Linked DNA regions of Homo sapiens: region 2 is linked to region 1. Evidence: read pairs that join two places in POLR2A ChIA-PET (ENCODE). Cell type or tissue: A673. All regions are shown on one strand.

What was found. ChIA-PET counts read pairs that join two places held together with the same protein. Peaks named below come from ENCODE experiments on the same cell type or tissue, not always from the same donor. Only the 100,000 strongest peaks of a DNase experiment are listed, where the experiment ranks them.
Region 2: POLR2A ChIA-PET joins it to region 1 with 5 read pairs; 2 of 35 experiments call an interaction of 5 or more read pairs at or near these places.

What each region holds. Positions count from the first base shown.
Region 1 is chrX:47,496,898-47,504,897 of GRCh38, forward strand. LOC124905183 (a long non-coding RNA gene) reads right to left here. Exons shown (of 2, transcript XR_007068224.1): 2 at 39-283. Among named protein-coding and RNA genes, the nearest start is that of ZNF41, 18 kb to the left of the region's middle. In A673, a CTCF peak has its summit at 537; no DNase peak of the experiment used is centred here; H3K27ac peaks cover 666 bases.
Region 2 is chrX:47,290,703-47,298,702 of GRCh38, forward strand. No RefSeq gene overlaps it. Among named protein-coding and RNA genes, the nearest start is that of USP11, 62 kb to the left of the region's middle. In A673, no CTCF peak of the experiment used is centred here; no DNase peak of the experiment used is centred here; H3K27me3 peaks cover 304 bases.

The DNA of each region.
Region 1 (8,000 bases):
TTTCCTATTGCTAGTGTAACAAATTACCACAAACTTGGTGACTTAAAACAACAGAAATTTATTTGTTCACAATTCTAGAGGCCAGAAATCTAAAATCAGTATGGCTGGGCCAAGATCAAGGTGTTGGCAAGGCCGTACTCTCTTCATTCCTTGGCTCTTCCAGCTGCTGGTGGCCGCTGGCATTCCTTGGCTTGTGACCACAGCACTCGAATCTATGCCTCTGTATTCATATTTTCTTCTCCTATTTGTGTCATCTTCCTCTGCCTCCCTCTTATAACGACACCTGTGATTGCATTTAGGGCCTATGTTAATAATCTAGAATAATCTCTCCATCTCAAAATCTTCAACTTAATCACACCCCAAAAGTCCTTTTATCATATGGTAACATACACAGGTTCCAGAGATTTCTCTTGGGGAGTCATTATTCGGCCTACCTCAATAAGGGAAGAGACTGTCTAAATAAAAGTGGGGAAACAGAGCCAAGAATCTCAGAAACAAGCTTCCATAATTTTTAGCACTATGCAAAAACAACAGAAGAGGGAGCTCTGACATTTGAAAAGCTACCCTGAACCCCCACCTCCTTCTGAAAGTTCAGGAAAACTAATTTGATATAAAGAAGAATATACAGAGGACAAATCCCATACAATATTGCTGTAAGAATAAAAAAATAAGGGGTAGAATACCATTCTTGGACACAATGAAAGAATGCCGAAAACACATGCTCACAGAATGGATCAAAATTATAGCCAACTATTTTGAACAAGCTAAACAACATTAAGAAAATGATGCAAGACAATGAAAGAATAACATAAATAAGAACTAGAAAAACTCAATTTATGATAGATCTCAGAAAATATTTGGAAATAAAAGAAAAAATCTTTCAGAATAGAAAATTAAACTGCAAGGAACACAGAGCAAATAAACATAACACATGATGGCTTAAAAGAAATAGAAGGTGGAAAGGATGAACATATTTTTTAAAAAGCAAAAGAATAGTATTTGAGGACAAATGGCAAATATCAAAGTTATAAAAAGAAGATCCAATTCATATACCCTAGGAGTCCTTGAAGAAAACAAGGGCAAAAGGATGAAAACAAATACTAAAAACTATAATTCAAGAAAACTTCCTGGAATTAAAAAAGAATTGAAACTACATATTGAAAGAGCACATCAGACTTCCTTTTCCTTCTGGCCAAGATAGAGTTACAGGAACCAGATTTACTCTTCCACTTGAAACAACTACAAAAATGATAAAATATATGAAACAATGGGGCCGGCCGTGGTGGCGCATGCCTGTAATCCCAGCACTTCGGGAGGCCAAGGCGGGCAGATCACTTGAGGCCAAAAGTTTGAGACCATCCTGGCACATAGCAAAACACCATCTCTGCTAAAAATACAAAAAATAGCCGGGCAAGGTGGTACACACCTGTAGTCCCAGCTACTCGGGAGGCTGAGGCATAAGAACTCCTTGAACCCAGGAAGCGGAGGTTGCAGTGAGCCGAGGTTGCAGTGAGCCGAGATTGCACCACTGCATTCCAGCCTGGGTGACAGAGTGAGAGCCTGTCTCGAAAAAAGGAATTAAAAAAAAAAAAAGAAAAGAATGCAGGTCTGAAAAATATCTCAAGCACCAATCTTAGGTTTTACAATAGTGATGTTATCAAAAGGAGCAATTGTGGAGGTTAGGAATTTTGTGACCTCCGGCCACATGACTTCTAAACCAGAATTTCTACTCTTGTGGCTAATTTGTTGGTTTTACAAAGGCTGTTTGGTCCCCAGGCAAAAAGGGGGTTTGTTTTGGGAAAGGGCTGTTACCATCTTTGTTTCAAAGTTGAACTATAAACTAAGGCTGGGCACAGTGGCTCATGTCTGTAATCCCAGCACTTTAGGGGTCGAGGTGGGTGGATCACTTGAGGTCAGGGGTTTGAGACCAGCCTGGCCAACATGATGAAACCCCGTCTCTACCAAAAAATTAAAAAATTAGACAGGCATGTTGGCACACGCCTGTAATCCCAACCACTCAGGAAGCTGAGGCAGGAGAATTGCTTGAACCCGGGAGGCAGAGGTTGCAGTGAGCCAAGATTGTACCATTGCACTCCAGCCTGGGTGACAGAGTGAGACCCTGTCTCAAAAAAAAAAAAAAATTAATATATATATACACTAAATTTTTCCTATAGTTAGCTTGGCCTATGCCCGGGAATGAACAAGGGCAGTTTGGAGGTTAAGGGCAAGATGGGGTCGGTTAGCTCAGATCTCTTTCACTGTCATATTTTTTTCAGTTATAATTTTTGCAAGGGCATTTCAGTATTGTTATTCAGAGACTGGTTAACGTGGGTGCCTAGAAAGGGATTAACAGAGCAGGCCTGAGACTGTTATGCTGAGAAAAGCTTGTTCTCAAGGTTTGCCCTTGGCTGGTGTCTGGGAACTTGGATTTCTGGAGGGTTCCCACTTTTCCCTAACTGATAAGGGTGTCTCACTGTGTCTACGTTGTGCTGACAATCTGGTTTATGCTGGCCATCTGCCTCTCTTCTAGGAGTCTGGAATATTAGTGCGTGCTAGGCAGAGGGCACCTAGTGCCTAACTCCCAATAAAAACCTTTGACACTGAGTCTCTAATGGGCTTTTCTGGGCAGAAACATGACACGCTTGTTGCTGCATTTTTGATGCTGGGGGAGGGTGCACTATGTGGGAGCCTTCCTGGGAGGGAAGAAGAGGGAAGATGGATGAGTAAATCATGCCTGGGTCACTATGGAGTTACCTATGGTGTAAAACAGCAGCTGACCTGCTTGCTATCTCTTATGAGAGGTAGAAGTTACCCGTGGCATTTGAAAATGATAAATCCAGTCATAGACAGTTGGCTTGCTGGATCTCCTGGCTGCTTTTGGCCATGCTGGCTAAAGATAGGAAGAAGTGCAGCTCAAAGGATGACTTTGGTTTTTGTTCTCTCCTCCAATTGGGAGGAAAAAGGGCCCAGACATTCCCCCCAGTGAGCTTCCTATGCACTAAAGACAGGCCAGGTGCAGTGGCTCACGCCTGTAATCCCAGCACTTTGGGAGGCCAAGGTGGGCAGATTGCTTGAGGTCACAAGTTTGAGAACAGCCTGGCCACCATGGTGAAATCCTGTCTCTACTAAAAATACAAAAATTAGCCGGGTGTGGTGGCATGCACCTGCAGTCTCAGCTACTCAGGAGGCTGAGGCAGGATAATGGCTTGAACCGAGGAGGTGGAGGTTGCAGTGAGCTGAGATCATGCCACTGCACTCCAGCCTGGGCGACAGAGCGAGATTCTGTCTCAACAAAACAAAACAAAACAAAACAAAACAAAACAAAACAAAACCAACGAAAAGACAATAACAGTTAATTGGAGTTGCTCTCTCTCCTAGGTGGGAGGGGGAAGGGTCAGAAAATTTCTGAAGGCAGGTTTTGGGTGAATCAAGAACGTTCAAAGTTTGCATTGCTCGCTCCTCCAAGTGGAAGAAAAATAGTTAAATCAGTTCCCAGGGCTGGAGCAAGGCTTTAGATAAACCAGAGGTGGAGAAAGAGTAAAAAACATTCCCCCCAAACAAGAAAACCACTCTAGCCTTTTCTACAGCTTAGTAGCTGCCTCTGCAACTCAAAGCCCTCCTTACACTGCAACCTTCATCTCCAGCAGCTGTAATGTTAACCTTGTAAATGCGGTGTGGAAACTAAAGCAACTCCATCTTGGATGCTAATCCACGATGTTGACTTCAGATTAACTCCAGTGCCAGGAAGGCCTCTCAGATTTCCAGTCTAGCTATCTTTCCTTGTGTAAGAGCACATACTTACCACAAATCCTGCCCTTAGGTCTAAATAACCTCAATGTGATCGTTCTTCAATTCTACACATCACTTCTGAATCACCCCTTCCCTATGGTATATAAGCCCTGAGTCTGGGGTTGATGGCACAGGGATCCACTTTCTCCTCTTACCGCTACCTGAGACGCAGACATGGCTTCTGTTTGCAAGTCCCTATTAAATGTTTCCTTCTAAGAAATTGGATATGTCAGCCTCTTTCTTTGGCCTCTCAGCTTCCTGGGACTTTGGGGGTAGTTTTGTATAGACCTGCTCACTGTGGAACATGCTGATTTTACAGCTAGGGGTTTGGGGAAAACAGAGGGGAATGTTTATTCAAAGGCTTTGTATTTTGTGGCTGTCGCATCTGGGTGTATGATAAAATTTAATGTAAAATGTTATCTGCTTTATTTCATCAACATTAGACAAATCATCCTAATAGGGAAAGCTGCAAAGAAAAAAAAACAGTGTTTGTGGAATCAGAGCTCCCTTGCTTTTTGCTGCCTGTGGGTGGATTGCAATTTAAACTCTTTGAGGATTGGAAACAGAACAAGTCTCCATAACCACTGATTTTTGCCCATTGGAGCCTCTGGAAAAAGGGAGAGAACATAAAAAGAGAGGCAATCTCCGGGTAGAAACATGCTTTGGGAGTTTTCAAAAACAGCTTTTAGTTTGCTAATGTGCTCTTGCTGCCATGAACTGCCTGACCCATAGAGGCTAATGGTTTTCAGCCTGCTGTGCATATGTTTGAGTAGGTCTATTTGGCCTCTAAAATGAACAAGATAAAAAGGACTTTTAGAAAAGTCTTGTTTGTCACTTGGGCTTGGTATACAGCTGTCTGGCTCTTCCTTGTATCAGCTTTGCTGCTACTGAAGGAAAGCCAGGGGCTTTTTAAAAATCCCAGATTCACAGATCCTAATTGCCTGTGCCTGCCTCTGAGCTGAAACTTGATGCTGTCTTCTGCAGCTGTTTCGGCCTTGCGGTGAGCTGTGCGGAACTGAAGGCTCATCTCAAAGAACAGGACTCAGATTCTGAATTGTTGCCCATTTAAGACAGCCTCTGTGGGGCTATAAATGACGAAAATACAGATGCTGACCGGATTGTCTGGGTCACATAAAAATGCCAACAGGAAAGGGTGTGGTCTCATGAAACCATCTAAAATTGGGTGGCTGAATGGCTCTAGATTTCTGATACAGAGACTAATTGCATTCTTAACTTGTGATTTCTCTTGAAAGCTTCAGGTTGGGGACGGACACATAACAGAGAATGTGACCCCTTCACCTACTTCACACAGATTGGACTGGTGCCCCTCTTTGAGATGTCTCATTGCTGTTGACTTGTTGCATCATTCAGCTTTCAGGATTAGATGCAGTTTGTGCCAATGGACTGATAGCCTGACTCTATTTCCCTCACCTTTCTTTTCTTTCTTTCTTTCTTTCTTTCTTTCTTTCTTTCTTTCTTTCTTTCTTTTTTTCTTTTTTTTTTTTTTTTTTAGACAGGGTCTCACTCTGTCACCCAGGATGGAGTGCAGTGGCACGATCATGGCTCACTGCAGCCTTGATCTCCCGGGCTCAGGTGATCCTCCTACCTCAGCCTCCCAAGTAGCTGGGACTACAGGCTCCTGCCACCCAGATAATTTTTTTTTTAAGAGATGGGGTTTCGCCATGTTTCCCAGGCTGGTCTCGAACTCCTGAGCTCAAGCAGTCCGCCCACCTTGGCCTCCCAAAGTGCTGGAATTACAGGCGTGAGCCACTGAGCCCAGCCTACTACCCTCACCTTTCTCCTAGTGCACACATCTTAGTGAAACAGTTTGATTATTCAGTGCAGCTGTCCCCAGCAAGAGATTGATTTTTTTTTCCCTAGGCTGCTCACTGGGTAAATGATGAGGAGGAAAGGAATGGGAAGTTAATGGAAACCCATTTTGAAAAAATTGGAAAGTTCCGGATTCTTCCTGACCTATTTCTGGACATGATATGTCTTTCTGGTTAAATTGCATAAAAATATTTTCCTGGAAAAATGTTTCTTTCCTTCTAGCATATAACCCTTCCAGACAAATGGTCTGGATGAGAGTAAAATGATTGGGAAATATGAAGTCATATTTCTTCAGTAAGTCATGAAGTCTTACTGAATGAGACTCACTGATTTTGTAACAATGGAGAAAAAAGAAAAGCCTATGGAGGTGCCGGGGTGTAGAGAGTGTATTAATGATCTTTGTTTTTTCAGAACTGCTCCTGGCAGCTTTCCCCTCTTTCTGTAGAAGAATGCCCCATGTTTCATTTCCAAGCTGCTGTGAGTGCTTTGAATGTAAATTGGCTGCTGAGCCTCTGATCACCCCTGACAGCACTGACTATGACACAGCAGGGGTGGCACCTGCTCCTGTGATTTGCCGGCAGAACACCTGCAGATGCCATCCACACACATGAGAGGGATGAACTGATGTCACGGATAAGCAAAACTGAGGGAACCTGACTACCTCTGGGCAGTCCCGCTGAAACCAAGGACCAAACTGAATTATTTGGATTAGACTCGGTGGGAGTTTTCCCCGTGGGAGGCCACACTGGGAACCCTGTTAACCTGCCCTGTCTGACTAATGTATGCCCTGCTCGGGGTACCTGAACAATTGTAAACTCTTGGTTTCCAGGGCTATCACGTGTTCCCTCTGGGATTGTACTTGCATGTGCACCCTAACTGTCCTGACACTGCCTCAGCCTGGAAGACATTGACATCAGCTTCAGTTTACTGGCCAGAGTGGTGCTGAGCCTGAATTGATGTGGCAGGCTGGGCAAAAAGGGGATAATACAGAAATTTAAGGAAGAAGCCCCCTGACTTTCAAAGATGAACTTTTCTGGTTAATGGATTTTTTTTTCTTTGTGTGTGTGTGTGTGTGTGTGTGTGTGTGTGTGTGTGTGTATTTTGAGACAGTGTCTCACTCTGTTGCCCAGGCTTTAGTGTAGTGGTGTGATCAGCTCACTGCAGCCTCAAACTCCTGGGCTCAAGTGATCCTCCCACCTCAGCCTCCCAAGTAGCTGGGACTACAGGCGCATGCCACCATGCCCAGCTGAATTAAAAAAAAATTTTTTTTTGTAGAGATGGGGGGTGTATTAGGGTTCCCTTAGAGGGACATAACTAATAGGATATATGTGTATATATATAGGCTGTCTGCAAGCTGAGGAACAAGGAAAGCCAGTCTCAATCCCAAAACTGAAGAACTTAGAGTCCGATGTTCAAGGGAAGGAAGCATCCAGCACAGGAGAAAGATGGAGGCTAGGAGGCTAGGCCCATGTTGTTCTTTTCTCATTTTTCTGCCCGCTTCATATTCGATGGAAGCTGATTAGATTGTGCCCACCAGATTAAGGGTGGATCTGCCTTTTCCAGCCCACTGACTCAAATGTTAATCTGTTTTGGGCAACACCCACACAGACACACCCAGGATTAATATTTTGTATCCCTCAATCCAATCAAGTTGACAACTCAGTATTAACCATCACAGGGGGTCTCACTATGTTGGCCAGGCTGCCCTCCAACCCCTGGGTTCAAGCAATCCTGCTGCCTTGGCCTCCCAGAGTGCTGGGATTACAGGTGTGAGCCACTGTGCCCCACCTGGAATTTGTTTTAACTGGCTAAATCCAGGACCCCTGGAGGGTATAAGTGAGGTTAAATCTGCAGGGTGGTCTCACCTGGCTGCATGGGGTCCTACTGATAATTTTGCTGTGAAGATGCCAGGACCAAGGGGTGGACTAAGCAGAAGGGGGTTAACATAGCAGTCCTGTAACTATTGTCCTTTGAAAGTCCTGCTTACAAGCTTGGCCCTTGGCTGGCAATTAGGAACTTGGATTTCGGGAGTATTCCCAGAATTCCTTAACTGATAAGGATGGCTTACTCTTCCCAACCTGTTTGTGCAAACAGTGGTTTCTGCTGATCACCGGCTTTCATTCTGGGAGCCTGGAATTTTGGTAAGCACTAGGTAGAGGGTGCCTAGTGACCAGCCCCCAGTGAAACCTTTGGGCACCAAACCTCTAATGGGCTTCCCTGGGGAGAAGCATTATACATGTGTTCCTGGATTTTTGTTGCTAGAAGGACAGCTCTGTGCAAGCCTCCTGCGAGGGGGAGACAGCATGAGGAGGCCTGTGTACAGCATCCTTCACATTCTGCCTGTGTCTTTTTACCTTGACGATTCTGTCACATATCCTTTT
Region 2 (8,000 bases), 210 kb before region 1:
TTGCAAATCCTGAACCAGTCTATAGGAGCCATCTGGTGTTTTAATTGGGAGAATCAGAGGTATTGTGGGGAGAATGGGTGGGGATTAAAATATTGGCAGTCAAAAGTCAGGAGATGATGGGTTTGAGTTCCCGCAATCCATTAGAGTTGAGGGGGTATTGTGGGACCACTATATGGCACTTAGGATCCTTCAGTGAAATTTGAATTGGAGAATGGTGGGTAGCAATTATGAGGGAGTTAGTGTTTCATACCATGGGATTTACATGGCTAAGGAATTTGGGGTTTAAGTCTATTTGATGTTGAGTGTCTGAGGAGGGGTTCTGTTCTTGACATAATAATAAATAAGGGTGGCTTTGGTGTAAGGCTGACAAATGGATGATTCCCCCTAATTTGTGTAGGATGTCCCTTCCTAGTAAAGGAGTGAGAAAATGAGGGATGACCAAGAAAGAGTGAGTGAAGGTGACACCCTGAAATGAGCAGTATAGAGGTGGTGTTTTGTGTGGGTTTTTTTGTGTGCCCTTCATGCCAACAACAGAAATGGATGAGTGTTTTAATGGGCCTTGATATTCAGTTAACACCGAAAGACTCACCCCGGTATCCAAAAGAAAGGAAATAATCTTACCGGACACCATCCCAATTACCCTGGGTTCTGTGGACTCACTAGGCATGGGGGTGAAGGATCCCGGTCACCCTCAGTCTTCCGTTGTCAGCGCCAGCAGTGAAGAGATTTCCTCCTGTGATGGTCAGGGGGCTTTATTATGAGCCGCACCCAAACGGGGAGGGTGTCCCTGTTGGGGGCAGTCCACTTTCCAGTGTCCCCAAAGACCACAAGTTGGACACGGTCTGGTGGGGGACCAGTGGTTAGGACAAGCCTTTGCCCAGTGTCCAGAGTTGCCACGTCGGAAACAGACTCCCAGAGGGGTCGGGTAGTTTTCTTTTGGGTCATTGGGAGGCTTTTGTGTAACTGGGTTTTGGATAGCAGAGGCAAGCATCTGGCTTTTTAATGAGAGATGTTTGTCTTTTTGAATTTTTTGTTCCTCATCTCTGTTGTTAAAGACACAGAAGGCTACATTTAGGAGGTCCTGCCGGGATGTCTGGGGACCCTCCTCTAAGTTTTGTAATTTTTTCCAGATATCTGGGGCAGATTGGGAAACAAATTGGAGGTGGAGAAAAGTTTGACCTTCTCTAGATTCTGGGTCCAAATTGGCATATTTTAGCATAGCTTCAGTGAGGTGTGATAAGGGCAGGATTTTCTTGGGGCTCTTGTGTAATTTCTCTAAGTTTCTCATAATTAACTGCCTTATGGGCATTTTTGTCCATACCCACAAGGAGACAGCTAATCATGTGGTCTCTTCATCTGATGCCATTGTCTCCCTGTTGGTAAGTCCAATCTGAGTCTCTACGGGGGACTGCATCATTAGCCACTGGATTTTGTATAGGGGCTTGATTATAGAGTTCATCTGTGTGGACTTCAGCTGAATGCTAGATGAGCTCTTTTTCATCAGGAGTGAGGGTGGAGGTTAGAATTATATAAAAGTCATGCCAAGTTAAATTAAAGGATTGAGTTATGTGCAGGAATTTCCTGTGATAACGAGACGGATTTTCAGAGAAAGATCCCAGATGCTGTTCAATTTGCGACAGATTAGACATGGAGAAAAGAACATGAACGCAAGTAATGCCTTTAACTCCAGCCACTTCCCGGAGAGGGAGAATGGCAGAGGTGGTTTGACTGGCTGGAGTAGTTTTTGAACGGGTTACAGGTGGAGAAGGAGGAGGGGCAGGGTTAGGGGCTGCTGGGGCGGAGGGTTCGGACAGGCGAGGAGCGGGTGCAGGGGGTTGAGAACATGGAGGGGGTTCATTTGCAGGGTCAAAAAGAGTTTCAGAGGAAGGGGTTCCAGGGGAAGGAGAGACCTGGGGAGAGTTTTCATTAAGAAGAAGGATTTCATGAGGGATGCAAGCTTGACATAGGGAGGGTCGGGATCTAAGGTAGAAAAAAGCCTGAATATAGAGAATCGTTTGCCATTTGCCATTACTGGTTATAAAGTTGTCAAGGTCCCTGAGAATTTGAAAGTTAAAGGTAGCATTTTTGGGCCATCGTCTGTTGTTATCTAATCTGTATTGGGGCCAAGCCATGTTGCAGTGGAAAATTAAATGTTTTGGCTTTAGGGTCCCCCGTAAGCCAAGTTTGGTGAGGTTGTGAAGGAGACAGCCCAGTGGGGAGGACGTAGGAATGTGGGATTGTTTGGCACCCATGTGGACTGGTAAGAGGAAGCTGAGGGTGTCTGTTTTGTTCTAGGCGTCCCCAGACAAAAGACAGAGACCCAGAATCTTCTTTCCAAAAGAGGATGGTTAAGCTAAGAAGAAACTGGGCATCCCTAAGATTTCCTCTAGCTTAGTCCTGTTGGTCCTCTGGGGACCTGGATGGCAGGTACTGGGAGAAAGCCAGGAGAAGGAAGACCTTACCAGTCAGCTGAATTAGTGTCCCATGTTAGATGTTCCAGTTGGAATCAGCAAAGGGCCTCCCAGACTGAAGGCACACAAGGAAGAGAGAGAGAAAGAGAGAGAGAGAAGAAGGAGGAAGAAGGAGCAAGGGTTAGGGAGCGAAATACCTGTTACAGGCGGTCAGAGGTGAATTCCTGAGACCTGAGTGTTTTGAAAGCTCACCAGGGAGTAGTCCCAGCCTGAGCCTTGCAGTCCCCTTCAGGTCAGTTGTCCTCCTCATGCAAATCGCTCGAAAATTGAAGTGAAAGAAAAGACTGGGCGGGTGGCCAGAGACCCTCAGGATCTGGAAGTTAACTCAGGATGCGCTGCCATTGCCCATTGGTTCCTGGGTTGCAAGAGAGTCTTTCCTCCCAACACCCGTCCCGGGTTTCAGCATCAAATGTAAGAATTAAAGAAAGAGGAGAGAAACACGGAGGGTAGCTTGACAGTCAACAGGTTTATTTTAAACCTGGGAGGGACTTCTGGCAGAGTTAGTTCAGAAGCTGCACTCTCTTACTTTAAGGGTTCAGGGCGGGAGAGTTTATCAGAGGCTTGGACTGCTTCTGTGTCTCTTTGTTGTGCTTATCTGGGAGGGAGAGTTTTGTGTCTGTTCACATACATCTTCCTGCAGCTGCAGGCATACCCCCCCTCCCGAGTCTGCCTTTAGCTTCCCTATCTTAGTGCACCTGAAGGGAAAGGAATGTGCTTATTAAGGCCCACTGTTTTACTGGGGCCCCATTGTATGGGGGTGAAGTTTGACAGTTACCCAAGAGACTTTCTCCCTGCCTTCCTCTGTGCCTGAGCTGTCTTATCTGTGTTTTACTGTCTATTCTTTTCTGGCTGCTTGTAGTTAGAAGAGAAGTGATTTCCTTGAAATGCATGAAGCTGGAAAGGCAGCTGGAATTTAAAGTGGCAGTGTTTGTCTGAGATGATGGTGCTCCTGCTCTATCAGCCTCGACCCCCTGGGCTTAAGCAGTCTTCCCACCTTAGCCTCCCAAATAGCTGAGACTACAGGCATGCCCAGCTAGTTTTGTTATTATTAATATTATTATTAACTTTTATTTTATGCTCAGGGGTACAAGTGCAGGTTTCTTATATAGGTAAACTCATGTCATGGGGGTTTGGTGTACAGATTAGTTCATCACCCAGAGGCCTAGTACTTAATAGTTACTTTTTCTGATCTTCGCTCTCCTCCCACCCTCCACCCTTAAGTAGGCCTCAGTGTCTATTGCTCCCTTCTTTGTGTACATGAGTTCTCATCATTTAGCTCCCACTTATAAGTGAGAACATGTAGTATTAGGTTTGCTGTTCCTATTTATTACTATTATTTTTTTAAGAGATGGCTTCTCCCTATGTTGTCCAGGCTGGTCTTGAACTCCTGGGCTCAAGTGATCCTCCTGCCTTGGCCTCCCAAAGTGCTGTGATTGCAGGCATGAGCCACCATACCTGGCCAGAATCATTTATTAAAACAGGAATAAATGAATTGTGTGTCCGTTATGGGAAACAAACTCTTTGAGCAGAATTAAATAGCTGCAGGCCGGGCGCAGTGGCTCACGCCTATAATCCCAGCACTTTGGGAGGCCAAGGTGGGCAGATCACTTGAGGTCAGGAGTTCAAGACCAGCCCAGCCAACATGGAGAAACCCTGTCTCCACTAAAAACACAAAAATTAGCTGGGTGTGGTGGCGCATGCCTGTAATCCTAGCTACTCAGGAGGCTGAGGCAGGAGAATTGCTTGAGCCCAGGAGGCAGAGGTTACAGTGAGGCAAGATTGCACCACTGCACTCCAGCCTGGGCAACAGAGTGAGACTCCATCTCAAATAGAAATAAAAATAAAAATTAAAAATTAAAAAGTAAACAGCTGCAAAGCAGGCTGGAGTGCTTCTGAAGAGGACAATGAGGCTATCACTATGACCTTAATATTTGCATCCTCCTGACCCCCAAAAATTCATCTGTTGAAATCCTAATCACAAGGTAATGGAATTAGGAAGTGTGGCCTTTTAGAAGGTGATTGAGTGATTAGGGACTAGTGCCCTTATGAAACAGGCCCAAGGAAGCTTGTTGGCCCCTTCCATCATATGTGGACACAGTGAGAAGGTGCCATCTGTGAACAAGAAAGCAGGTCCTCACCAGACACTGAATCTGCTGATGCCTTGGTCTTGGACTTCCCAGCCTCCAGAACCATGAGAAATGCATTTCTGTTGTTTACAAGCCACCTACTTTGTGGCAGTTGGTTACAGTAGCCCAAACAGACTTAGACAGCCCTTAGAGTCAGCAGGGCCCCACTGCTATGGCCTCCTCAGAGTGCACTGGATTTTGCTAATAGGTTTGTAGCCACCTCCACAGCAGCATTTTTTTTGATTTGAAGTCTAGGACAAGGTTACCAAAGCATTCTGAGATGACAGGTCAGGCCAGGAGAGAACTGTAAGCAAGAGCCCAAGAGAGACAAAAATGGTTCCAGCTCTACACCTCTCCTAGGCCACTCGCAAAATCCAGAACCCAGTTTCCATGAGGTGGGCATGGAAGAGACAAAGGTAGAGTGGAAAGAATTCCTTGTGTGGTTTGGGTCTCTTACGGCCAGTCTGGGCCTCTTCCTCTTCCCTTTGACTGCATAATTAAACATTTTATCCAAATGGGAAATGCTTTTTGGACAATTGCCACATTTAGAGACTATATTGCCTGTTTTAGATATATACTTTACTAGGAGCTAAACCTTGGTGATCCAGTTATCTTTTTTTTTTTTTTTTTTGAGACAGGGTCTTGCTCTGTTGCTTAGGCTGGAGTGCAGTGGCACAATCATGGCTCACTGCAGCCTTGACCTCCAGGATTCAAGTGATCCTGCCTCCTCAGCCTCCTGAGTAGCTGGGACCACAGGTATGTGCCACCACGTCCAGCTAATTAATTTTTCTTTTCTTTTCTTTCTTTCTTTTTTTTTTTTTTAGATGGAGTATTGCTGTGTTGCCCAGGCTGGAGTGCAGTGGCACAATCTCGGCTCACTGCAAGCTCTGCCTCCTGGGTTCATGCCATTCTCCTGCCTCAGCCTCCCGAGTAGCTGGGACTACAGGTGCCCACCACCACGCCTGGTTAATTTTTTGTATTTTTAGTAGAGACGGGGTTTCACCGTGTTAGCCAGGATGGTCTCCATCTCCTGACCTCGTGATCTGCCCACCTCAGCCTCCCAAAGTGCTGGGATTACAGGCGTGAGCCACCGCGCCTGGCCTTTTTTTTTTTTTTTTTTTTTGTACAGATTAGGTCTCCCTATGTTGCCCAGGGTGGTCTCAAACTCCTGAGCTCAAGTGATCCTCCTGCCTCAGTCTCCCAAAGTGCTGGGATTACAAGTGGGAGCCACCACTCACTGCCTTTTTAACTGTTAATTTAGAAATAATGATACATTCTGTTGAAGTTGGAAAAAAAAAGTACAGAGGTTCTGTGAATAATTTATGCAATTTTTGATAACTATAGTATAATATCAAAAGGAGGAAATTGATACTGGTACAATCCACCAATTTAACTCAAATTTCTTCAGTTTTATAAGCACTCATTTGTGTGTGTGTGTGTGTGTGTGTACTGCTATGCAATTGCACCACATACATACACACACACAAATCATTCGTTACACAAATCACATGCGTAGATTCATATAACGACCACTACCATCAAGATTCAGAATCATTCCCTCAGCACAAAGAGCTGCTGCTAGCCTTTCATAGGCCCTTCTCCCCATCCCTGTCTCCTTGACAACCACTAATCTTTTCTCCATTTCTGTAATTGTGTTATTTCAAGAATGGTACATAAATGGAATCACACAGTATAAAACCTTTGAGATTGGCTTTTTTTCCACTCAGCATAATTCCTTTGAGATCCAACTAAGCTGTTGCATTTATCATACGGAGGTACCACTGTTTATTTAACCATTCACTCACTGAACAACATCTGGGCTAATTCCAGTTTTTGGCTGTTATGGATAAAGCTGCTAAAGCCATTCATTGTACAGGTTTCTGTGTGAATGTAAATGTTCATTTTTCTGGGCTAGATGCCCAGGAATGTAATATCGGGTCATATGGTAGTTTCATGTTTAGTTTTATAAGAAACTGTCAAAATATTTTCTGCCAGTCTGTAGCTTGTCTTTTCATTCTCTTCAAAGAGTCTCTCTGAGGGCAAAAATTTTTGGTTTTGATGAAGCTCAATTAATCACATTTTCATTTTATAGATTATGATTTTGCGTTATGTATGACACTTCGTCAGGCCTGAGGTCATGAGGATTTTTTAGGCTGGGGGTGGTGACTCACACCTGAAATCTCAACACTTTGGGGGGTCCGAGGCGAAAGGATGACTTGAGCTCAGGAGTTTGAGACCAGCCTGGGCAACATAGTAAGACCCTGTCTCTATAAAAAGTACCAAAAAAATGAGCTGCGCATGGTGATGCATGTACACCTGTAGTCCCAGCTACTGGGGAGACTGGGGTGGGAGGATCGCCTGAGCCAGGGAGGTTGAGGTTGCAGTGAGCCAAGATTGTGCCACTGCACTCCAGCCTGGGTGACAGAGCAAGGTCCTGTTTCAAAAATAAATAAAAAAAATAAAATAATAAAAAATAATAGTGTACTCTACAGCAAAGGTTTCTGATCAGCTTGTGACAGACTATTAGTGTTGTCACTTTCCTATGTTACTCTTATCTCTAAAGCAAAACCTATTCTTAAACTAAGAATGCTTTTTCTTCTTAAAGTACTAGGACATTTCCATAAGTTCTGGGTCTTTATTCAGTTAGTTAACATTATTACCTTGTTCCCTCAACCATGAACATCTTGTGACCAAGAGTGCCCAACCCTCGGGGAATGTAACCCAGCAGGTTTGGCTTTTTCTGGCCTTTATTTTTTTTGCGACAGAGTCTCGCTTCGTCATCCAGGCTGGAGTGCAGTGGTGCAATCACAGCTCACTTACAGCCTTGATCTTCTCCTGGGCTCAAGCAATCCTCCTACATCAGCCTCCTGACTAGTTGGGACTATAGGTGCACACCATCACGTCTGACTAATTTTTGTATTTTTGGTAGAGAGAGGGTTTCACCATGTTGCCCAGGCTGATCTTGAATTCCTGGCCTCAAGCCATCTCCCACCTTGACCTCCCAAAGTGCTGGGATTACAGGCATGAGCCACTGCACTCCACTCCTTTTTACCGTGTTGTCTTCCAATCCATGAACATGATATGTCTCTCTATTTATTTGGATCTCCTCTGATTTCTTTCATTTATATTTTGTAATTTTTTTTTTTTTTTGAGAAGGAGTTTCACTCTGTCACCCAGGCTGGAGTGCAATGGCGCAATCTCTGCTCACTGCAACCTCTGCCTCCCAGGTTCAAACGATTCTCCTGCCTCAGCCTCCCGAGTAGCTGGGATTACAGGCGTGCGCCACCATGCCTGGCTAATTTTTGTATTTTTTAGTAGAGACGGGGTTTCACCATGTTGGCCAGGCTGGTCTTGAACTCCTGACCTCAGGTGATCTGCCTGCCTCGGCCTCCCAAAGTGCTGG